3 separate regions of the Homo sapiens genome follow, and all the other regions are linked to region 1. Evidence: chromatin loops called from intact Hi-C (ENCODE). Cell type or tissue: endothelial cell of umbilical vein. All regions are shown on one strand. Each heading gives the region's core, and the rest is flanking DNA. Links, peaks and the distances in the headings are about the cores only. Region 1 overlaps TCF12 (transcription factor 12). Region 2 has its middle 19 kb from the start of LINC01413. Region 3 overlaps CGNL1 (cingulin like 1).

The links. A loop is a pair of places that touch in the nucleus more often than their neighbours do. Peaks named below come from ENCODE experiments on the same cell type or tissue, not always from the same donor. Only the 100,000 strongest peaks of a DNase experiment are listed, where the experiment ranks them.
Region 2: it touches region 1 in a loop (7-fold over the local background); 6 of 110 quality-filtered maps call a loop at or near these places.
Region 3: it touches region 1 in a loop (6-fold over the local background); 11 of 110 quality-filtered maps call a loop at or near these places.

The regions. Positions count from the first base shown.
Region 1 is chr15:57,144,589-57,149,588 of GRCh38, forward strand. The region is part of intron 5 of TCF12 (transcription factor 12); the gene reads left to right. Among named protein-coding and RNA genes, the nearest start is that of SNORD13D, 130 kb to the right of the region's middle. In endothelial cell of umbilical vein, for the core only: a CTCF peak has its summit at 2,018 (motif pointing right); DNase peaks (open chromatin) are centred at 2,013, 2,423 and 4,833; H3K27ac peaks cover 361 bases.
Region 2 is chr15:57,333,982-57,342,314 of GRCh38, forward strand. No RefSeq gene overlaps it. Among named protein-coding and RNA genes, the nearest start is that of LINC01413, 19 kb to the left of the region's middle. In endothelial cell of umbilical vein, for the core only: a CTCF peak has its summit at 4,069; DNase peaks (open chromatin) are centred at 1,810 and 4,210; H3K27ac peaks cover 3,252 bases.
Region 3 is chr15:57,537,994-57,546,326 of GRCh38, forward strand. CGNL1 (cingulin like 1) reads left to right here. Exons shown (of 19, transcript NM_032866.5): 15 at 5,703-5,786; 16 at 6,480-6,604; 17 at 7,599-7,707; 18 at 8,083-8,246. Among named protein-coding and RNA genes, the nearest start is that of GCOM1, 50 kb to the right of the region's middle. RefSeq lists enhancers at 2,463-2,802, 2,943-3,262, 7,947-8,333. In endothelial cell of umbilical vein, for the core only: a CTCF peak has its summit at 4,421 (motif pointing left); a DNase peak (open chromatin) is centred at 4,388.

The DNA.
Region 1 (5,000 bases), core at 1-5,000:
AACTTCGTTTGTTTTTCCCTCTCTTTTTGAGACAGCTTCTCACTCTGTAATCCAGGCTGGAGTGTGGTGGCACGAGCTCAGCTCACTGCAACCTCCGCCTCCTGAGCCCAAGTGATCCTCCCACCTCAGTCTCCCAAGTAGCTGGGACTACAGTCACACATCATCATGCCCAGCTAACTTTTTTGAATTTTTTTGTAGAGATAGGGTTTTGCCATGTTGCCTAGGGTGGTCTTAAACTCCTGAGCACTAGAGATCCACCTGCCTCAACCTCCCAAAGTGCTGGGATTACAAGCATGAGCTGCCATACCTGGCAGACCTAACTTCTTTGTGCACATGTTATATGGGTTACTTCACATGCATGAATTCTTTTAAAGATTTTAGCTTATCTGTAAGGAATATACTATATACTATGAGCATTTAAAAATACTTTTCCTGTATCAAATACAATGTTTATTGTAGAAAATCAAAATATGGATGAGCCAAAAGAAAATAAGAACATCCCTTATTTAAGAACATTTAAACATCTTAATAAGAACATTTCCATATGCCCAGGGCTACTGTGCTGCTTTAGTCTTCTGCTCTAAAGTTATTCTGCAGGGTATTCTGTCCATAGCTAATATTGGGAGAAAGGCAATCTAATTAAGCTTATTTACATTAATGAGTATTGGTAATGTGTTACAGTACAGAGAACCTAGGATTTGGAATCAGAACCTGAATCTTAGCAGTGTGCTCAGCCTTCACTACATTTATGACCTTTGGTAATTTAGTTGACCTCAATGATTCTCATTTATAAATGATTTCTCATTTATAAAATGGGAATAATAAAACTTGATTATCAGGGGATTGGTGAGTGTGAAATAAGATAGAAAATGCACAGTAAATGTAGTTTGAAATATGTAAAAAAAAAATGTGTACTAGGGATCATTGATAATGAGTGATGGACTTCTAATTCTTACATTATTTGCTTTTTGAAGTTTCTTGGTCACCCATATTGACCACAGATTGATAGAATCTTAGCTGTTCATTTAAAAAATATATTTTAGAGAATGAAAAAGGGAAAAAGAGTTGGTGTAGGAGTCACTTTGGTAAGCACGCTGACATAGCCTCAGTTTATATACTCAGGGATGCCTTCCTAGAGCTGTTCCTGATTCTCTCTTTCTTTGAATCCACCTGATCTCTAAAAGCTAACTCTATGCCCAAAGGTCAGTCAGCCTCTCCTTATGCTACTCTGCTCCTGCTGCGTGATAGTTGAGGGTAGGAAGGCTTTTGAGTTTAGAGCAGCGTTTCTGAAGCTTTATTGCTTATAAGAATCATCCAAGGATCTTGCTATAAAATGCAAGTTCTAGTTCAGATCATCTGGTATGGTACCCGAGATTCTGAATTTTTACAAACTTCATGGCCTTGCCTCTGATCTGAATATTACACTTTGAGTGGAGTTAAAAAACATGAATGATGTTTTTTATGTGACTTTTTATTTCTAAAGCTATTTGTAACTTAGGGTATTACTCATATTGTTATTACATATACCCTTTAAGATTTCATGTTAATTTCTTCTATTTAATACAGTCTTGTTCTCTGTGTAAAGCCTCAAACTCATTAGTTGCCCCAGGGTAATAATGAGGGTAACCAGTACTAGCATAAAGTGGTTACACAGGAGAACCAATACCAAAGGAAAATGTAACTGATAGTAGCAAGGTTTTTCTTTCATTCTTAAAACTTTGTCAACATCTCTCACTAATAGTAAATTAAATGTGAAATTTAAAATGAAATTACTAGATATACAAATTTGTTACATTTTCACCATGTTACAGAGTATTCATGTAAAAATCACTTATATTTAATAGCCAGTGTATTCATATTGTTTTAAATTAGGATTTTGTCTTAGGAGAGTTATCAAGTTCTATTTATTTCTGTGATACAAAAAATATTCAAATTTATATTATAGAACTCTAAGGAAATGAATACCGGATTTAGTCAAGGCAGAAATACCAAGACACAAGGGGGCACTGTCTTACCATAATCTGACTGATTTTAATTTAGCTTTTTGTTTGCTGTGAATGTCTTTCGTTTCCAAAATTCTGTCTTCTTTGTAGTTAATCATGAAAGCTTAAATATTATACATTCCTCTAAAGCTGTAATACTTAAATCAACTGAGCTTTCAGATTTCACAAATCAAATGTGCTCTTAGCAACATTTGGGAACCTTTCATTGTATTTGGCGTGAAATTGGGAAGAGTGGATGATAATTAGAGATGGTGTAACACACTGTTAGTGTTTAGGTCTGCGGTGGGGAAAATCACTGTAAAAATAATTCAGTTGATTTGGAGAAATATAGTGCCTCTGTTAGGCAGAAATGAGTTGGGATAAAGATTGAACTGTTATAAGCTGCAGCTGCATTTGCCATAAAATACCAAGTTGGTGCTGATGAATGTTTTGTTTTTATTGTCATGGAAACTTGGAGCTGGAGAATGGATATTCTATTCATTTGGGAAAATAGCAGTGCCTTGCATAAAACATAAGGGCCTTCCAAAGCAGTTCCTTAAATAGATATTGGCTGAATATAATCCAAAAAGTTGAGGAAGTAAAAGTGAAATAAATGCAATCATTTCTGGATCACTTCTTCCATTCTCAGTACTAACAATGTAACTATATATTCAGTTATTAAGCTTATTACTTCTAGAAAGTTTAATTCCAGTAAGCATGGTATTTGTTTAACATCAGTGTAATAGTTATCTAACCCTTTAGAGCTATCTTTATATTTATTTCCTTAGTTGTAAGATATCTTTTGGGAACTCTAAACCTATATCCTATTAAACAACTACTTCTGATCCCCAAATAGTTTGTTTTTTAAATTAATCCTGCTTATCTGCTATAATCTTTCATTGAAATATTTTAAAGCATTTTATACTTTTTTTAAAGCTTTACCCAAAATAAACTCTTACCATAAAAGCACTAAGTGAGATCTTTGCATGTTCTAGGGAAAAAAAACAGAAAGTATAAAATAAAAAACCTATAAAGGTGCAGTTAAATCCTTGTGCATATTTTATAAAATTATGAATGGAAAGAGACAGTCACAGGAACAGAAAATGCAAAGGAGTTTTGGGTTCAGTTATCACATATGTGATAATAGCAAAATACAAATATGGAAAATGATAGTAAAATGTAGATAAAGTGACAATACAAATTAAAGCAGAGTTCCTAAACTTTATAATAGGAAAAGGGGAAATTGTGAGTTATAATGGTTTTACCAAAGGTTACTGGCCAAGTTTCATTATCTCTGCAAGGGAAACTAGACTTTTTTTTTTTTTTTTTAAACAAAGTCTTGCTCTTCTGCCCAGGCTGGAGTGCAGTGGTGTGGTCATAGCTCATTTCAGCCTCCAAATCCTGGACTCAACAATCCTCTCACCTCAGCCTTCGAATAGCTGGGAGTACAGGTGCACGTCACCATGCCCTGCTAATTTTTTTTTATTATTATTTGTAGAGACACGATCGCACTATGTTGCCCAGGCTGGTGTCAAACTCCTGGGCTCAAGCCATCCTCCCACCTTGGCCTTCCAAAGTGCTGGGATTACAGGTGTGAGCCACTTTACCAGGTCGATTTTTGTTAACAGTATAATAAAAAGAAAGAAAGAAAGAAAGGCTAGAGTGGGGTTATTTTAGATAGTTTAGTCAGAGAACCCTTCTCTGAGGAAATAATATTTGAATAAATGCAAATGCACCTGTAGTCCCAGCTGTTTGAAGGCTGAACCCAGGGTTTGGAGGCTGGAATGAGCTATGATCACACCACTGCACTCCAGCCTGGGCAGCAGAGGAAGACTTTGTTTAAAAAAAAAAAAAAATTGTCTAGTTTCCCTCACAGACTTAATGCTGTGACAAAAGAACAATTCATACAGAGGGGCTAACAAGCCAAACCAGCAGCCTTCAGTGGGAGGGAACTTGGAAAGTTGGAATGTTCAAGGAAAATGACAAAATACAAGTTTACAAAAATTGTTTTTTCAAAAAATGCTCAAATGGCCAGGCACAGTGGCTCATGCCTGTATTCCCAACACTTGGGAGGCTGAGGTGGGTGGATCACTTGAGTCTAGGAGTTCGAGACCAGCCTGGGTGACGTGGCAAAAAAAAAAAAAAAAAATACAAAATTTAGCTGGGCATGGTGGTGTGCACCTGTGGTCCCAGCTACTCAGGAGGTTGAGGTGAGAGGATAGCTTGAGCCTGGAGGTAGAGGTTGCAGTGAGCCAGGACTGTGCCACTGCACTGCAGCCTGGTTAACAGAATGAGACCTCATCTCAACAACAACAGAAAGCTCAAATGTACTTACAAGCATTATAACTAACAACAACGTGACCAGTTTTCCCACGTGAGACGGGTCTAGGTGTAGTCTTAAATCTATGTTTACATTGCCAGGATATACAAATCCCTCGGAGAAAGAACAGGAGTGCTTTAAGATTTTTCAGTATAAATTTTACTGTTAGTTAGCATATAGTTTGTCAAAATATTTTAATGAAATCAGTGACTTTTTAAATTGAATATAAAAGTGTCAAAATAAATGTAAATATGACGTAGCTTGCATAGTGAGAGACAGACCTCTAAGAAGCAGTAAAATTTAATAATAGCAATTTTCACCAGTGTTTTTCATGCCCTGTGGTTATCTGTAGCATATATTTAGAGTATATGTATGTGGGCAAGGGTTGGGGCCAGGAATTAAAGACCTACACAACAAAATACATGATACTGAATTTGGAGAACTGGTCACAACATGCCAAAGAAAATAGAAGAGAACTAGGAACTGGACATTGTATTTCATAACTGAAATGATGAGAAAGAACTGGAAAATTGCCAGCCTTTTAACCTTTTAGAAATAGCTATGTGTGTAGTTAGTACAGGAGATCATTTTCTTAGAGCAGTTTGTTCTAAATTCAAATATGTCAGCAGACTTAGTGGAATTCAAAGTATTTTAGAAATAAAACATCTAATGTTGGAAATAAGAGAGCACAATATCAT
Region 2 (8,333 bases), core at 1,326-6,325, 190 kb after region 1:
TGCATGTTGACTGTGACCTGGAACATGAGGTCAGGGGTGGAACTCTCCTTTTGCGGTGTCATGTCAGCACTCAAACGCTTTCGGATTCTGGAGAATTTCAAAGCTCAGATTTTTTAATTCGGGATGCTCAACCTGTCTTGATCACATGTTGAAATTATACATTTTTTGGATATATTGGGTTAAAGATAAAGTATGTAAAAGATAATTTTCCATGCTTCTTTTAAAAAAATGTGGTGGCTACTTACCTGTTTGAGCTTGCAGGAGCGTATTTTAAAAACGTGGCTACTAAAATATGTAAGGTCACATATGAGGCTCACGTGTGTGCTCACATGATATTGCTTAGGGACAGTGTGGCTGGAGATGGAAAGACAAACCATAAGCAAGCGTACGCATGCGGAACAAGGGTGCCTGCGAGTGGGGGTACAGGTCAGGGAGGAAGCAGTACAGGGCGGGTGGATGCCAGCAGTCAGGATGGGTGGCCTCATGGGTGGAGGGGAAGCCAGGAGAGGGAGGAGCCGGGAGTGAGCCCAGTATGAGTCATTTCTTATCCTGCGAGGGACTGGGGCCTGGGTCCTGAAGGAAGGAAGGAAGGAGATCCAGGGAGCTGTATAGGCGCCTGCCTTTATTCTTTCCCCGACTGAGTGAGGGGTCCTGGCGCTGCAGGGGCCCTCTGGAGGTCACCACCTCCATCCAGCCTCTCAGTTTCATAGGGTCAGTGTCTGCCACGGTCCTGATCTCGGGTTGGCAAACGGTCCTCAGGCCCTGCCCTCGCGGGTGCTCACTCCACAGGTGCATTAATCCAGTGCCTGTGATAGTCCAAGCCTGCTCTAAGCGCTGCGGAGGTGGTGGTGACCAATCAAAGTGCCCACTCCAGGGCAGCTCACAGCAAGGGTGGGGTGGCTGGAGACAGACAACAGGCAAAGGAACAACTACATGTGTCAGGTGTGGTCGGTGAAAAGAAACATCAAGAGGGAGCATGGATGGGTGGGAGCTGTGTTAGAGAGAAGGTGACATTTCAGGAGGGACCTGAATGAATTCAGGGATGGAGCCATGAGCACACCAAGAGGAAGAGCATCCCAGGGAGCTGGAACAGCAGGTGTGAGGTAGGAGCAAGCCAAGGACAGCATCAGGCCCACTAGTGGGACACACTGGGTGAGGGGAGAGTAGCCGAGGTGAGGTCGGGGAGCCTCCATGTCAGGGTGAGGCCAGGCAGACGAGAGTCTCATGAGTGTCCTCCATAAGCGGCAGTTATGGTTATCACTATTATTAGGTTCTAGAAGGCCACACATTCCCTGGAAAGATGACAACTACCACCACCCTCAGAATCCTCCAAGCAGAGGGGTGGTGCCTCTGGCCTCACGGCTTGGTGCATAAAAAATGGGACAGCCACACGCTTTCTTCTGCTTAGCGTATGCTAGCAGTTGATGAGACATTTGGACCGTGTGGCCTGTGGGGGTGGCAGGTGGGAGCTATCAGAGAGGCAGGAGGAGGCTCAAGTGACCTCAAGACTCAGCAGTTTCCTGCACTTAGGGAGTCAGGGCCCCAGCACCTTGTGACATTCTGCTCTACCGTTCTCCCTCTGCTCTCCAGCCCTGCTTTATCATGCCCCTCCTCCACTCAAGAACCCACAGTGGCTCCCTATTACCTATTATTCTTCAGCCGACCTTTGCCACAGTGACCATCTGTGCACCTCAGGTGTCTCTGTTTAATGGTTATTTGCCCCCAAATCCCAGCTCAGACTGCTGGAGGAAATTACTTGTCTCTGTTTTTTTTGCCAAGAGGGAAAGACTTCCTTTGATAAATACTTTTTTTCCCCAAGGAAATGAGTGTCGACTTTTCTCCGAACCACAAAGCCAGTGCTACCTGCGCTTGGTCTTCACTGTGAGAGCGCCTCACAGTCCCATGGGGTGTGGCTGCACTGCTGGTCTCTCGGGACATCTGCACTCACTCAACTGGCCTGGAGGCAAGAGCCTGCCACAGAAGGCCAACTGTCTAGTCCTGCACAGGCTTCTTCCAATGCAGCAGGATGTATTCAAAGAACACCAGACTCCCACTTCAACTGCACTCGCTCAGCCATTTATGGAGGGGCTACCACATGCCTGCCACGGTGCTGTGGCCTGACCTCCTGAAAGAGGTCCCCGTGGGAGGGGACTGATTCCAAATAGGCTTTTTTTTTTTTTTTTTTTTTTTTGAGACAGGGTTGCCCTCCTGTCGCCGAGGCTGGAGTGCAGTGGCACGATCTCAGCTTACTGCAACCCGCACCTCCCGGGTTTAAGTGATTCTCCTGCCTCAGCCTCCCTAGTAGCTGGGACTACAGGCATGCGCCACCACACCCAGCTAATTTTTGTTTTTTTAGTAAAGACGGAGTTTCACTGTGATGGACAGGCTGGTCTCAAACTCCTGACCTCAAGTGATCCACCCACCTTGGCCTCCCAAAGTATTGATGTTACAGGTGTGAGCCACCGCAACTGGCCCCAAATACACTTCTGTTAAAGAATGGGTATTACTACTTTTCAAATTGTTATGTGACAAGAGAGAAAACTATTCTTTTGAATCCAATAACCATAGCCCTCCAAGCTTATGAAAAACTTCTCCTATTCGATTGTATCTTATAATGCGTGCTCTGTTTTCCTGAGGAGGTCCAGGGTCTGGATCCTTATATCGGTTCCTTATCAAGAAGATGCGTGTTATTACGTAGCAATTTGCCAGTGAGACTCAGGAGGGCTGTGACTTTCTTGAGACCAAATGGCCATGTGATCTGGAACCAGGTGGAACCTCCATGCCTGAATCTAAAGGGTTCTCCAATCTGGCTGCATGAGAATCACCAGGGGAACTTTCACCACCACCAGCCTTCCAAGCACCACCCCCAGAGAGTCATTCCACTGGTGGGGATCCCAGGTGATTGTAATGGCCCGGGAGTTGGGAACCACTGCTCGGAAGCCAGATTGCAAGCCCTCTCTGGCCTGGGGGCAGAGGAGCCTCCTGGCTCTGCCGGTTACTCGCTGTGTGATTTGAGGTACATCTCTGGTCTTCAGTTTCTTCATTTGCAAGAAGAGAGATCCCTTCCAAGGTCTATTTCTATATGGGATCTGTGAGTTACTCGGCATCGAGAAGATGTTTGGGAAGGCCTCCTGGAGGAGCAGCATGAACATGGACTTGGACTGTGGCCCTTCCCATATCGGGCTACAGGGAGGGAGGGCAAGACCCTGCACCAGGTACCTAGTCAACGGTCGCTGTCCTCTGCACTCCACAGTCCTAGGGGTACTCTTGCTGGGGTGGAAGTCGCGACCTCCTCTGAGGGTGAATGGGCAGGGCCCACGTCTGCACCTCTCTTAACAGCCCTTTTAGGCCAAGGGGGCTGCAAATGCCTGAGGCTGTTAGGTCTTCAGGGCCAGCCTTGGGCTTCTGTGGCTCAGGAGCAGGGAGAGGGCGGCCCCAGCCCTCCGGGCTCAGCTCTGGAGGGGCTGAAAGATGGGAGCCCTGAGCTGGCAGGACCTGGAAGATGGTGTCCTCTCCATAAAACAATTCCCAAAGCCTTTCTTTGTCTTCATTTCCTGATCATGAAAAATACGTTACAGAACAAATAGAACTATGTTTATACTTCCCAAATTATGAAGGTGATTTCACGTTTTTTGGTGGGTTTTTGGTGTGCGATGGAGTTTGTTTTTCTTCTGGGACATTTTGGGCCTCGCTGCAACATGAAGGTGGGATGTTGGGGGCACCGGAGGATTTACCCTCTCTAGGCTGTGCTGGTTACTATAGTGGAGGGTCTCAGAGAGCTCCAGGCTGGGGCAGGAGGAGGGTGATTATGGCTCTGAGAATAAGAGAACAGGTGAGCCAAGCCATGGAGAAAAACTGAAGTCCTCACCTGCCAGGAGAGAAGCCATGGTGGGCACCTGCTGATTGTGGCCTGAGGGGCCGCCCTCCACAGTTCCCGTGAGCCTTGTGTGGTCAGGCGTCCCCTGACCTTTCTAACTGAAACCAGGGGAAAGCTGTTCCCCGGCGGAGCAGCAGGCGTCCCTGTCAGAGCCACCGGCTTTCTCCCTGTGACTCACGGCTGCTTCCTCCTGGTCATCTGGTCCAGGGCAGGCCTAGAGGATGTGTGTTGACTGACCATGTTCCTGCTAAAAATATGGGTCCTGGAGTCAGAATTTCTTGCTGTGAAAAGCACTTCCTGCAGGCAGGGTGCCTCAGGAAGCAGGTCATAACATTGTTTTTCTGAGCCTTTCTCTTCTTGTGTGGGGTCTCTATATTCAGAGTCTATAAACATGAACAAATGTATGTACGGTGGCCAGGAAAGCGGGAAACAGGTGGCGGTGCTCACGGGGCAGCACTGGACTGGGGAATGCTTTCAGCAGCTCCCCCCGTGGGCGTGTCAGTGTGGACTCCCTCCAAGACACTCTGGCGCAAGGGCCATTGATTTTCTTTTTCTTTGTTTCTTTGTTTCTTTTTTCTTTTTTTTTTTTTGTAAGACAGAGTCTCACTCTGTCGCCCAGGCTGGAGTGCAGTGGTGCAATCTCAGCTCACTGCAATCTCTGCCTCCCAGGTTCAGAGATTCTCATGCCTCAGCCACCCAAGTAGTTGGGATTACAGGTGCATGCCACCATGCCCAGCTAATTTTTGTATTTTTAATACAGACAGGGTTTCACCATGTTGGCCAGGCTGGTCTCAAATGCCTGACTTCAAGTGATCCGCCCGCCTCGGCCTCCCGAAGTGCTGGGATTACAGGCGTGAGCCAACACACCTGGCCTTCTTTGGTTTTCTAGCTCCCATCTACTCAGCATGGGCGGAAATCCAATTTGTTGTGCTTCCTGGCTTCTGGGGTCCTGTGGACCTGACAGGGTCTTGCACCATTCAGAGAACTGGCTCTCCGGGCCTCAGGACGCCCTGAGCACTGCTCAGAGGTTCACTCTTCAGTCACTGTGGTCCCCGGGAGCAGTGCTGATGAGTTGAAGCTCAGCCTCTGGGTATTCATGCTCCACCCCCTGAGCAGCCTTGGACACCCTTCCCCCTCACTCCTCACCATTTGCTGAGACCACCACCCCTGCCCCCCTATCTATCCCAGCCTCTTCAACTAAAGCTGCCAATCTCACGCCCTGCTCCTCTGGGACCACCTCTCCCCACACCCCATGGGCCTGAAACATAAGAGTTCTTTACTTGGGGGGTTGGGGGTGGGTGAGAACACTCAGCCCTTCAGAAACACACAGCAGCCTCTTCTCCCCAGAATCAGGAGGGGAAGGGAGAAAGGGGAAGGAAGATGCTTGATATAGTTTGGATATTTGTCCTCGCCCAAATCTCAGGTTGCATTGTGATCCCCAGTGATGGAGGTGGGATCTGGTGGGAGGTGTTGGGATCATGGGAGCCGATCCCTCATGGCTTGGTGCTGTCCTCATCATAGTGAGTGAATTCTTGTGAGACCTGGTCATTGAAGAGTCTGTGGCACCCCCCACCACCAGCTGTCTCTCTTGTTCCTGCTTTTGCCATGTGGCGTGCCTGCTCCCCCTTCACCTTCTGCCATGATCATAAGCTTCCTGAGGCCTCCTCAGAAGATGAGCAGATGTTGGGGCCATGCTTCCTTACAGCCTGGAGAACTGTGAGCCAATTAAACCTCTTTTCTAGCCAGGCACGGTGGCTCATGCCCGTAATCCCAGCACTTTGGGAGGCCAAGGCAGGCGGATCCCCTGAGGTTGGGAGTTTGAGACCAGTCTGACCAACATGGAGAAACTCTGTCTCTACTAAAAATACGAAATTAGCCGGGCATGGTGGCCCATGCCTGTAATCCCAGCTACTCAGGAGGCTGAGGCAGGAGAATTGCTTGAACCTGGGAGGCAGAGGTTGCAGTGAGCCAAGATCTCACCATTGCACTCCAGCCTGGGCAATAAGAGTGAAACTCTGTCTCAAAACAAACCAAAAACAAAAGAACTTCTCTTTTCTTATAAATTACCCAGTCTCAGGTATTCCTTTATAGTAATGCAAGAACAGCCTCTTACGCTTCATTTGTCTCTGGGAATATAGAGTAAAACAGCAGCCAAATAACACTCCAAAACAAAACAAAACAAAACATCCCAGAAGACGAATTGTAGTTTAGTTTTTTTTTTTTTGTTTTACTAAGTAGCTCCCCTTGTTACGTTAGCCTCGTTTTACAGACGAAGAACCCAGGGCTAAGAGGGTTCCTTGGGCTGCCATGTGGCACTGGGTGGGGGTTTATGGAGGTCATGGCCCCATGTCTATGCTCTCAATCTGACCAGCGTAGGCATCAGGGTGGGCACTGCCCTGCACAGAGGCCCAAGGGTGGTCCTGACCATGTTGCCCAGGATGGTCTCAACTCATCTGCTGAGAGATGGCCTCCATCACAACCTTAGCCTCTGCTGGCAAACAGGTGGAAAGGAACCAAAAGACAAGTAAATCCCAGCCATTAAAGGTAGAGCTGGCTGAGCCTCCTTCAGAGAATGCATGATGGTGACACACACCTCCACAACACCCAGGCTTGATTTATGGACGCAGATGTGCATATATCACCTCCTGTAATCCTCACAAGAATCCTATTATTTCCATTCTCCAGATCATAAAATGGGCATGCAGATGTTGAGTAACTTTACCAAATCCTATAACTAGTAAGTTGCCGAAAATGGGATCTGAACCCAAATCCCTTAAGTCCAGTGTTCTTTCCATAATATATCAGTGAATATAGCTGAGATTTCATTTTTTAGACAGATAAAAATCAAGAGAGGTGAGTACCAACGTTTGCACTTTTCATTTGACAATAATAGACAACAAGGAAACCAATTTGAAATTTCAGTCTCTCTTTAGGAACTTAAAGATGAAGAAAAACTAGGAGAGTGGTTATTCTACAAAGTACCATCAGGTGGCACCATTGCACAGCGGCTGCATATCCCCAAGGTTCAACTCAACAGAAGGGCCAGCTCAGTCTGGCCAGCTGCGACCCCACCCTGGCCATGGCATGTCCCCGCCCCACACCTTTACTAATATGATGTCAAGATCTGATGTGTGAATAAGAAACGTAGCATCCCATGTCTCAGTTAGCTGCTGTCCATGTACTAGTCCATCTATTTTTGTCTGGTAACTATTTTAAGTTATCTTGACCTTGTTAAATGTTTTAACAGGATCTGATCTGTCTCTGAAAACATTGCACTCTCTTGTCTGGAGGTGCAGGGACAGGAAGGAAACCTTTAATCAAGGTCCCCCTTGGCCTGAGATGATGGTGGGATAGGTGTGGGGTCTAGATTGAAGGTGGAGGGGTCAGAAGTCATGCAAGGGCAGTGGTGGGTTTGACTGGACGTTTGGGGCCAGGCAGGCAGCTTTGCACAGTGCATCCTTTGCCTCTGTATGGGGTCGGGAGCTTGGAAAGCTTTGGGGGTGGGGGTGGGTGGGTAATGAACACTTCTCACACTGTTTTCTGTTTTGTTTTTGTTTTGTTTTGTTTTGTTTTGAGACAGGGTCTCGCTGTGTCACCCAGCTGGAATGCAGTGGCACAATCCTGGCTCACTGCAACCTCTGCCTCCCGTGTTCAAGTGATCCTCCTGTGTCAGCCTCCTGAGTAGCTGGGACCACAGGCGTGCACCACCATGTCTGGCTAATTTTGTTTTGTTTTGTATTTTTTGTAGAGACGGGGTTTTGCCATGTTGCCCAGGATGGTCTCAAACTCCTGGGCTTAAGCAGTCTGCCCGCCTTGGCCTCCCAAAGTGTTGAGATTACAGGCATGAGCCAGTGTCCCCAGCCCCAGTTAGTTTTATAATGCTGCATGAAATCTAGATTATTTGAAAATACCACATAAAAATAATTGCTATGACATTTAAATATAGTGACAATGAAGTTCATAACAGAATTTGTATTAGAGTATTATTATTGCATAACACAAAAATTTGCCTTCTGTACAATCTCTTACACGGAAACATAAAATGTCAAGAATTTTCTGTAAGGAAACATAAAAGTAGATTAGCTACAAGTAAGACTAATAAACATAGCATACCTTTTATACATTGTAGAAATAGTTATTTTTTATTCAATAATTTGAATGTAAAGGGCTTTGAATTGTTTTTGTTTTGTATGTTACCAATAACTTGAAGCTGTTTCAAGCTGTTAAATCTAAATTCTAGTCTCTGTAGAGATTATACCGGTTCCCACATGTGTCATGGGATGCCTTGTGCCCCTCCAAAATTCATATGTTCAAGTCCCAACCCCCAGTACCTCCGAATGTGACTGTATTTGGTGCTAGGTTCTTTAAAGAAATAATTAACCCTTTTCCTGTTTAGGAAAAAAAAAAGTGCAGCCCACTGCCAGCATTTTTTTTTTTTTTTGAGACAGAGTCTTGC
Region 3 (8,333 bases), core at 2,381-7,380, 400 kb after region 1:
TTTTTCCCTCCTCCCCGCCACCCCCCGCCCCAGGGCAGGTGCCAGTGTGGGCTCAGGGTAAGAATTTGATTTACGATATTCCCAAGTCAAGGGGCCTAGTCCTGGGATCACTGCACTGAGGACAGCTAACAGCAGGGACACATAGGATACTTCTGGGTTTATGTTGAAACCCATCCTTCTTGGGGCATTGTCCATAATACCACATAGTATTTCTTGTATAAGGCTCCACATGGTGGATTTACTTTAGAATTTCATGTCAGGCTGTCCTTTGAAGAACAAAAGGAAGCCTATTATGTTTGCCAAAAGCCTGGGTTTGCAAAGACTGAAGGAAATGGACTGCCTGCTCAGGTCACAGTAACTGTTAAGTTTTATGGCTACACATTTATTCCTTCCTGTTCTTCACTCTGATTTATTTTACATTTCCATTTTAATAGCCATCTTTTAAGGGGCTATGGTGGGGGATAAATAATTCCTTTTTTTGCCCCCCTTTGGAGAGTCACCATTATCCTGGGGCTCTCCAGGGGCCCTCCAGGGAGGTCTTGAACCTGTGGGGACCCTTGGGGATGCTGCCATGCTAAGTGCTGCTCTGCACAGGGAAGTCTGTTTCCTGGTGGGATCCAGATTTTTCAGACATTGGCACTGAGGGTGCAAGACTGTGGCCAGTGGCTGCTGCTTTATGTGGCAGGATTTGTCCTGAACCCCCAGGCTGGGCCCAGGGCTGCGTGACCACTTGGCCATCCTGGAATCCCTCCATGCGCTCTCTGCACTCTGCCTCACTCCACCATAGACACGTTCTCCTTCTGGGCTCCACAGTCCCGGTCTAAACTCTCCTTGTGGGTCTTCTTCCTTTATTGAGAGTCCTAGGTCCTACAGGTTTGCGAAGACACAACGGGGAGGGGAAAAAAGAGTGTATGAGTTTTTGTCAGAAAACCTAGGTTGGAATCCCAAAGCTGCTTCCACCTAACTCTGACTCAGAAGCTGTTTCTGGACCTCCCACCTGGAAACTCAGGGTGATAACATCTGCCTCGGAGAGTTCCCGCCCAGCGCCCAGCTTGAGGGGCTCTTGATTCTTGGTGTTTCCCCTCTGGGTCTCCTGGCCGGGAGCACAGCTGCAGAGCGATGCCTGCCTCTGCTCTGCTGGCCGTTTATTGTCTTCTGGTATTTTTCAGGCGCACACTCCACAGCAACTAGATTTCTTTGTCTCTCTACAAGCCTTCAGTTTTTCTTTATCCCTTCACTTTTCGGAAAATAATCTACCTTCCGTCCCTTTCTTGCCTCTACCTTCCCTTTGAGCTACAGGCTCCTGCCTTCCACCAAGCCCTGGAGGATCCTCTTCCTCTCCCCACCCACATTCTGACCCCAAGACAGGGCTGGATCCTGTCCCTCCACTTGCTGGGTGGCTGCTCTCCTGTGACACTCCCTTCTCGATGTCCACTGGTTGTGACTTTTCTCTCCTCTGTGGCTTCTCATTGACACCTAACAATAGGTGTGGGCATTTCTTGCACACCCTCGTGCCCCCTCCAGCCCTGGGTCATAGCTGCTGTCTTAGTCGCTGCTGGATTCCAGAGGAGAAGTGTGGTGTCTATTCCCACCTCTTCACCTCCAGCGCCTCCTCTGAGCTTTGCAGTCAGGCTCACCTCTCTGCAGACCCTTCCAGAAGCAAACTTGGTTCTTGTCCAGCCTGTGTGCTTTACCGGCAGTCCTTGCCCTTCTTGCCTTTTGGGATAGATCCTGGATTCTCCCTGCCTCCCCTGACATGGGGGGTTGGAGGGGATCCCCAGGGCACAGCTGCAGATCCTCCTTATTCTTTATATATTGCTCCTTGGTGGGCTCACCTGTTCTGTGGCTTCCACCGGCATCGCCCAGTTGGCCCCACATGCATCACCAGGAGGAATCTAAGCACAGATGGGGATGTTAACACTGCCTACCTCATTGGTGGTGGCCAGGAGTAAATGAGATAATACTATTCAAATCCGCAGGACTTGCTTTCCTAAGCACAATAAATCTGTGAGCAGCTGTCACAGTATGATTTTGGGTCCTGTGTGACTACTCTCTGTCTTCCTCTCCACCCAATCCATCGATTGCTTAACCTGCCCCCTCACCTCCCTCATATGGCTAATTCCTTCCAACACTGCCCTTCTCTTTCTTACCTCCTACTCTGTGTTACTGGTGGTCTGCCCCCTTCCGGTTTTGAAAGCTGCATTCCCTACCCTGCCCATTGTATTAGCCTGTTCTCATGCTGCTAATAAAGACATACCTGAGACTGGGCAATTTATAAATGTTTAGTTGACTCACAGTTCAGCATAGCTGGGGAGGCCTTATGATCATGGCTGAAGGTGAATGAGAAGCACAGTCATGTCTTACATGGCGGCAGGCAAAAGAGACCATGTGCAGGGGAATTTCCCTTTATAAAGCCATCAGATCTCATGAGAATTATTCACTGTCACAAGAACAGCATGGGAAAGACCCGCCCCCGTGATTCAGTTACCTCCCACTGGGTCCCTCCCATGACACTGGGGATTGTGGGAACTACAATTTAAGATGAGATTTGGGTGGGGACTCAGGCAAACCATATTACCCTTTTTTCTACCCTGTCTATCCCTGATCTCATTTAGGTTTCAGCTTACTGTCTGTGTCCTGGAAGCTTTTGCTGGCCCTCTGAATCTGGGCAGTCACCCAGTGCACCCACCCCAGCACACTGTCCTTTCCTGTCATAGTGACACTGACCTCTTATGCAGGGCTCGTTCATTTGTCCCCCACTAGGCTATATGGAGAGCGGGCACTTTCTGGGTCTCTTTGTCACAATGTCCTGCATAAGACACATCATGTCGTTTGAACAGCGAACAAACCCATCCTATCGTTCTGAGACTACCCTTGCCCAGCACACAAGCGTGTGCACTCGCAGACACATGCTTGCTCTCATTATGACAATGTGGGTTTTCCCCAGGGGAAACTCCTAATGGTTGAGAGACGGGGTGGCTGCTCTGCCTAAGGATGGAGGCAGGCGCCTCTGGCTTCCTCAGAAGGGTGCCACACAGTACCCTGAAGGGTAGAGGAGGCACCAGGTTGTGCTTTTATTGTATCATTGGCCAGCTCGGGGGCCCTTACAGCGTGTCTCATTCAATCAAGTTCCTTGCTTAGGAGCCTGTATCCCAGAAGTTAGATCAACAAGGTCACAGGTGAGGGACAGACAGAGCCAGCAGGACAAGTTAGGCCACTGCTGTTTTTCTCTGTAATTGTTTCCCATTGCAGTGGAAATTTAACCATGTCCTCAGTGAAGTGCTGGGCCCTGCCCTGGGCACATGAACAGAACGGCTGCCCCTGGGAGGCACGTCTGTCCTCAGTCCCGTGGCCCAGCTGTTCTGCTGACCTCCATGTGTGAGGTGTCAGTGGCTGGTTCAGAAACCACCTTGGGAGCAGGGCCGTGAGCCTGCATTCATTCCCCTTGCACTTTGTGCTGGGGTAACAGTAACAGCAATTGTTCTGGTGCCCTCTTTGCAGTGTGTGATTCGTGAGGGCCCTGGGGCCCAGCAGAGTGGGAGCGGGCCTGAGTTGGGTGGACGTGCCCTGCCTGCTGGTCCTGGCCACTGCTGGCATTTTTCCCTTCTCTATGCAAGATGCCCTAAGGAGGCTGGACTGCCCTTCTGTGCCCGGATGTTTATGCTACAGCTGCATTTGAACTCTAGGCCTATTGGAATCCTTTTCACTTAGATGGTCCAGAGACAGAGCCATGAAGTAATGGGCAGTGCAGGGGCTCAGCCTGTCTCTAGCCCTGCTCCTGAGGTTACTTGCATAACCGCTGCCGTAGGCCTCAGTTTCCTCTGCTGAACATTCTGAACCTCCATGATTTAGATGCCTGCCAGTTAGGAATTTTAAAATGTGAGCATTTTCTTTGGACCACCTGGTACCCCCTCACCTAGGGGCAGAGGCCCAGCTTCCCCCTGTGGTGTTGGAGGCCTTTGTGTCCCAACCCTGCCTGTCCCACCAGCATCATTTAGCCCCCTTCCCCGTTGCCCACTCTGGGCCAGTGACATCATGCTGTGTGACACACCTCGGTCAGGACAAGGGGAGCCAGGGAGCAAATGCAAGCCTGGCCCAATGTGGGATGTCTCCTCTGGCCATTCCTGGGACCCCAGTTCTTGCTCTCCATGGGGGACAGTGAGGAAGGGGTGAGCTTATCTTTTACTCACTGGGGTGCTTGTACAGGTGGCGAAATTCAACTTGAGGCCAGGCCAAGTAAGCCTGTGTCAGATGCTCTCCAGGCCCTGGTGTCTGGGGCTGTGTGTGTACCTCTTAGCCACGTTGGATCCTGGAATTCGTTTTCATCCTTAAGAAGGAAAAGGTGGTTTTATTTTACTGGCTTAGCTTGATTCTTCTGGCTTCTTCAGGCTGCCCTCTGCTGGACAGTTCTGGCAACAGGGTCTGGAGCCTCCGCCTCATAACTCATTTTACTCTTGCACAAGCCACTGGGAATTGGGAGAAGAGATGCTGATGGTCAGGCGATGGGATTTCTTCCCTGGTGCTACACAGCGAGGCTCCTTTCCTGAGCATAGAGGAAACCCTCAGGAGTGTTCAGCCTTTGTCAGGTCGTCTGATGTTGCTCAGCATTCTTACTGACTTTTGTTTCTGGCATAAAAAAGGAGAAATCTAGCAGTGTCTGAGATATGCTCATGGCTCTGGGAAGCCGCTTCTGGAGTTTGAGCTTATAATGCAGCAGTCAGGAGCACAGGTGAATGCTAGCTCCCCCATTCCTCGTTATGTACCTCTTGGGGAAGTTGAGTGACTGACTCATCCTGGTTCACCTGGGACTGTCCCAGTTCAGCATGGAAACAGCCTGAGAACATCCTCAGTCCAGGCAAACTTAGACAGTGGGTCACCCTGCAAGTTGATTGACTTTTGGAAGCCTTAGTATCCTCAGAGAGATACTGTTAGCTCCTTCTGAGGGTTGTTTGTGAGTGTCATAGGATCCTACCTGTGGAGTCTAAGCAGGTGTGCCAATTTTCTAGGGCTGCTGTAACAAAGTAACACAACCTGGGTGCCTTAAAACAACAGAAATCTATTGTCTCATGGTTCTGGAGGCCAGAAATCTGAAATCAGAGTGTTACCAGGGCCATGCTGCCTCTGAGACCAGTAGGGAAATGATTCCTTGCCTCCTCCTAGCTTCTGGTGGTTTCTGGCAATCTTTGGTAATCACTGGCTTGTATACCCATCACCCCAATCCTCCATCTCCACTTCCCTGTGTCCATCTTCACGTGGCCGTCTTCCCTGTGTACGTGTTTGTCTCTGCATCCAAATTTCCCCCTTTTAAAGGACACCAGCCATACTGGATTAGGGCCCACCTTAATAATCTCATTTTTAACTTGATTACCTCTCTAAAGTCCCCATCTCCAAATAAGGTCACGGCAGAGGTACTGGGGATTAGGGCGTCAACATATCTTTTTGAGGGGACACAGTTCAACCCCTAACAGCAGGGCTAGCTTTGACTCTTACTGTTATTTGTATTACCAGTATTGCAATCATCAAGAAACCAAGAAAGAACTAAGAAACAGATCCCGTACCCCAGAGCAGATGGCACGAGGGGCTGGGTAGGGCAACCCCCTTCATAAAGTGGAGGTTGACATTCAGTTCCTTGCCACCATTTCAGTACAAAAGATACAGGAACAGTCCTTCTAACCTCTGGGCTTTTGTTCTGCTTGCTGTAGATGGAGCAGTTGAGGAATGAGCTACTTCAGGAGAGAGCTGCGAGACAAGACTTGGAGTGCGACAAGATTTCCCTGGAGAGGCAGGTGAGGGCAGCCAGCCTGTGAGCTGCCCCCCCGTCCATCCGCTAACCCTCCCCCACTTCACTGCTTTGAACTAGAAGCCCTTGGAGGTCCCTCCTTTACTTGGCATCCCAAGAACTCTGGGGGGTAACAGTCCTTTTCCAGAGTTGTTTTTCCCGGTCATATGAAATCTGCATGGAAGCTTGGCAGCTGAGGGAGGAGGAATTGCATGTGTTATTTTCTAGATCCTGAAGAGGGCTAAATTCTAATGTAAAGAGAATGAAAAAGAATCCACGTCATCAAACACATGAGTGGCTCAGAAAACTTCATCGGGTCATTATTTCTTTTTCATGATTTCTGTTCATGTTCTTCACTGCACAGGACTGGCAAAGGAGCCTATTTCTCCTGTCCCCCTGTAGGTTTATAGGGCAAGGCAAAGCCCGTTTGACATCCGGGAGTCTTAGGACATGGCAAAGGTTTCATTCAGGCTTATGAGGGAGTGTGATAGAACTTCTTCTTCTGGCCTGCAGCTGAGTTCAGGGGTTTTCCTTGGAAACATCTCTGTGTTCCCCAGGTCTCCAGGCCACAGGCCCTGGTGTGGAAAGCAGCCTCATCGCATGCAGCGACCAAACACCAGGTTCTGCCCCATATTCTTCGCTGCTCTGCACAGAGCGTGGCAGACACATAGCCCCTCACAGTCTCCCTGTGTTGTTCCAGAACAAGGACTTAAAGAGCCGGATTATCCACCTGGAAGGTTCCTACAGGTCCAGCAAAGAGGGGCTGGTTGTGCAGATGGAGGCCAGGATCGCGGAGCTGGAGGACCGCCTGGAGAGTGAGGAGAGGTGAGCCGGGCCCACCCACTGCAGTGCGGAGGCCCCAGTGGGCAGTGACAGTCCCATCGCAATGTGTTGTCACATTTGGGATCTGTCCTGATCCTCGTAGCCTGTGAGGAAGGCAGAGCAACTACACCCTTACTTTTATTATTTCCATTTTATAGGTGGGAAAACAGAGACCCATCAAAATAAGTGACTTGAGTAAGGTAGCCTGGCTGGATACTGGTGTAGCTGGGTAAAAGTTTAGGACCCCCACTTCTCAGTCTATGGTGGTGCCACTGTACTTGCTGTCCCTTTTCCCGTTCTCTAAATAGGACAGGCTGCCTTGGAAGCTACAGAGTTTGAGCCACGTTAGAGGCCAGAAGGCTGACTCTGCCCTGGCGGCCAGGTGTATTTAAGCAGAGGCTGACTAGCCACCAGTCAGAGATGGGGCAGGTCCTCCCGCAGTGTGTGGGAGGGACATGGGATCAAGTGAGCACACTCCTTTCCAGCAACTCAGTTCTCTGCAGCTAACTCTCTAATGGCAGCCCGAGGGCCAGCACCAGGTTCAACTTGAGCAGCCTTCCAGCAGTCGTTCTGACTCACAGCCCCTCACCTTCCTAGAAGGAGCGTGGTGTGCCGGCATTTGACACTTTACATTATCTATTGTGTTAGTTGGACTTTTGGGGAGTCAGGCCAGAACAGCCTGGAGTAGACCCAAGACATCTGCAGTTTGTGACTTCTTGCCTTACAAAGTAAAGCTCAGAAACTCCGGGCAGGTCGAGCCATGGCTCAGCCCCTTGCTGGCTCTGAAGCCTTGGGCCAGTCACTCCCCTTCTCAGAGCCCCATTTCCTCACGTCTCTCACAAGCAGCTTTTTCTGCTGTGAAGTTGTGTTTCCCTGACCCTAAGCCTTGAGCTGACCAGGCACCCCTGGCTGGAGCTTCCCCTCCTCCACAGCCTAGGCTGGGCCCCCTGCAGGGATGGGAGTGAGAGGGTTCTTGGTTCTGTCTCCCCTCTTCCAGGGATCGGGCCAATCTTCAGCTCAGCAACCGGCGGCTGGAGCGGAAAGTGAAGGAGCTGGTGATGCAGGTGGATGATGAGCACCTGTCATTGACTGATCAGAAGGACCAGGTGGGGAGCCTCTGCGTGCATTTGCTCTTAGATGAGATTGCGTGTCTCAGGCTGAGGGAGCAAGGGAGGCAAGGCCTCCCTGAGCAGGAGTGGAGTGTGAGTGGGCTGATTCCTCCCTTTCCACGCACCCAGTCACATCATCAAATGGGGGCTTCTTGCCTACGTAATTAGGGGATATCAGCAAATTCTACACCCTGAGTTTGGCTTTAAAGAGTCACCCTGTCTTAGTGCCTGCTCTCCATGTTTCCCAAGAGACTGGCTGCCCCATTGCCCATGTCTTGGTTGCCTGGGGAGATGGTGGCTGGACCTGGGGTAAGCTGAGCGCTGGGGCTGGGCCATCAGCCGGCACTCAGCCCACATTCTCTCCCGGTGCAGCTGAGCTTGCGTTTGAAAGCCATGAAGCGGCAGGTGGAGGAGGCTGAGGAGGAAATCGACAGACTGGAAAGTTCTAAAAAGAAGCTGCAGAGGGAGCTGGAGGAGCAGATGGACATGAATGAGCATCTGCAGGGGCAGCTCAACTCCATGAAGAAGGACTTAAGGTGGGCAGGTGTGGAGGCCACAGAGGGCCGGGTAATCTCCCCACAGTTGAGACAGGCTCTGCTTTCAGAGCATTCACACTCCTGTTG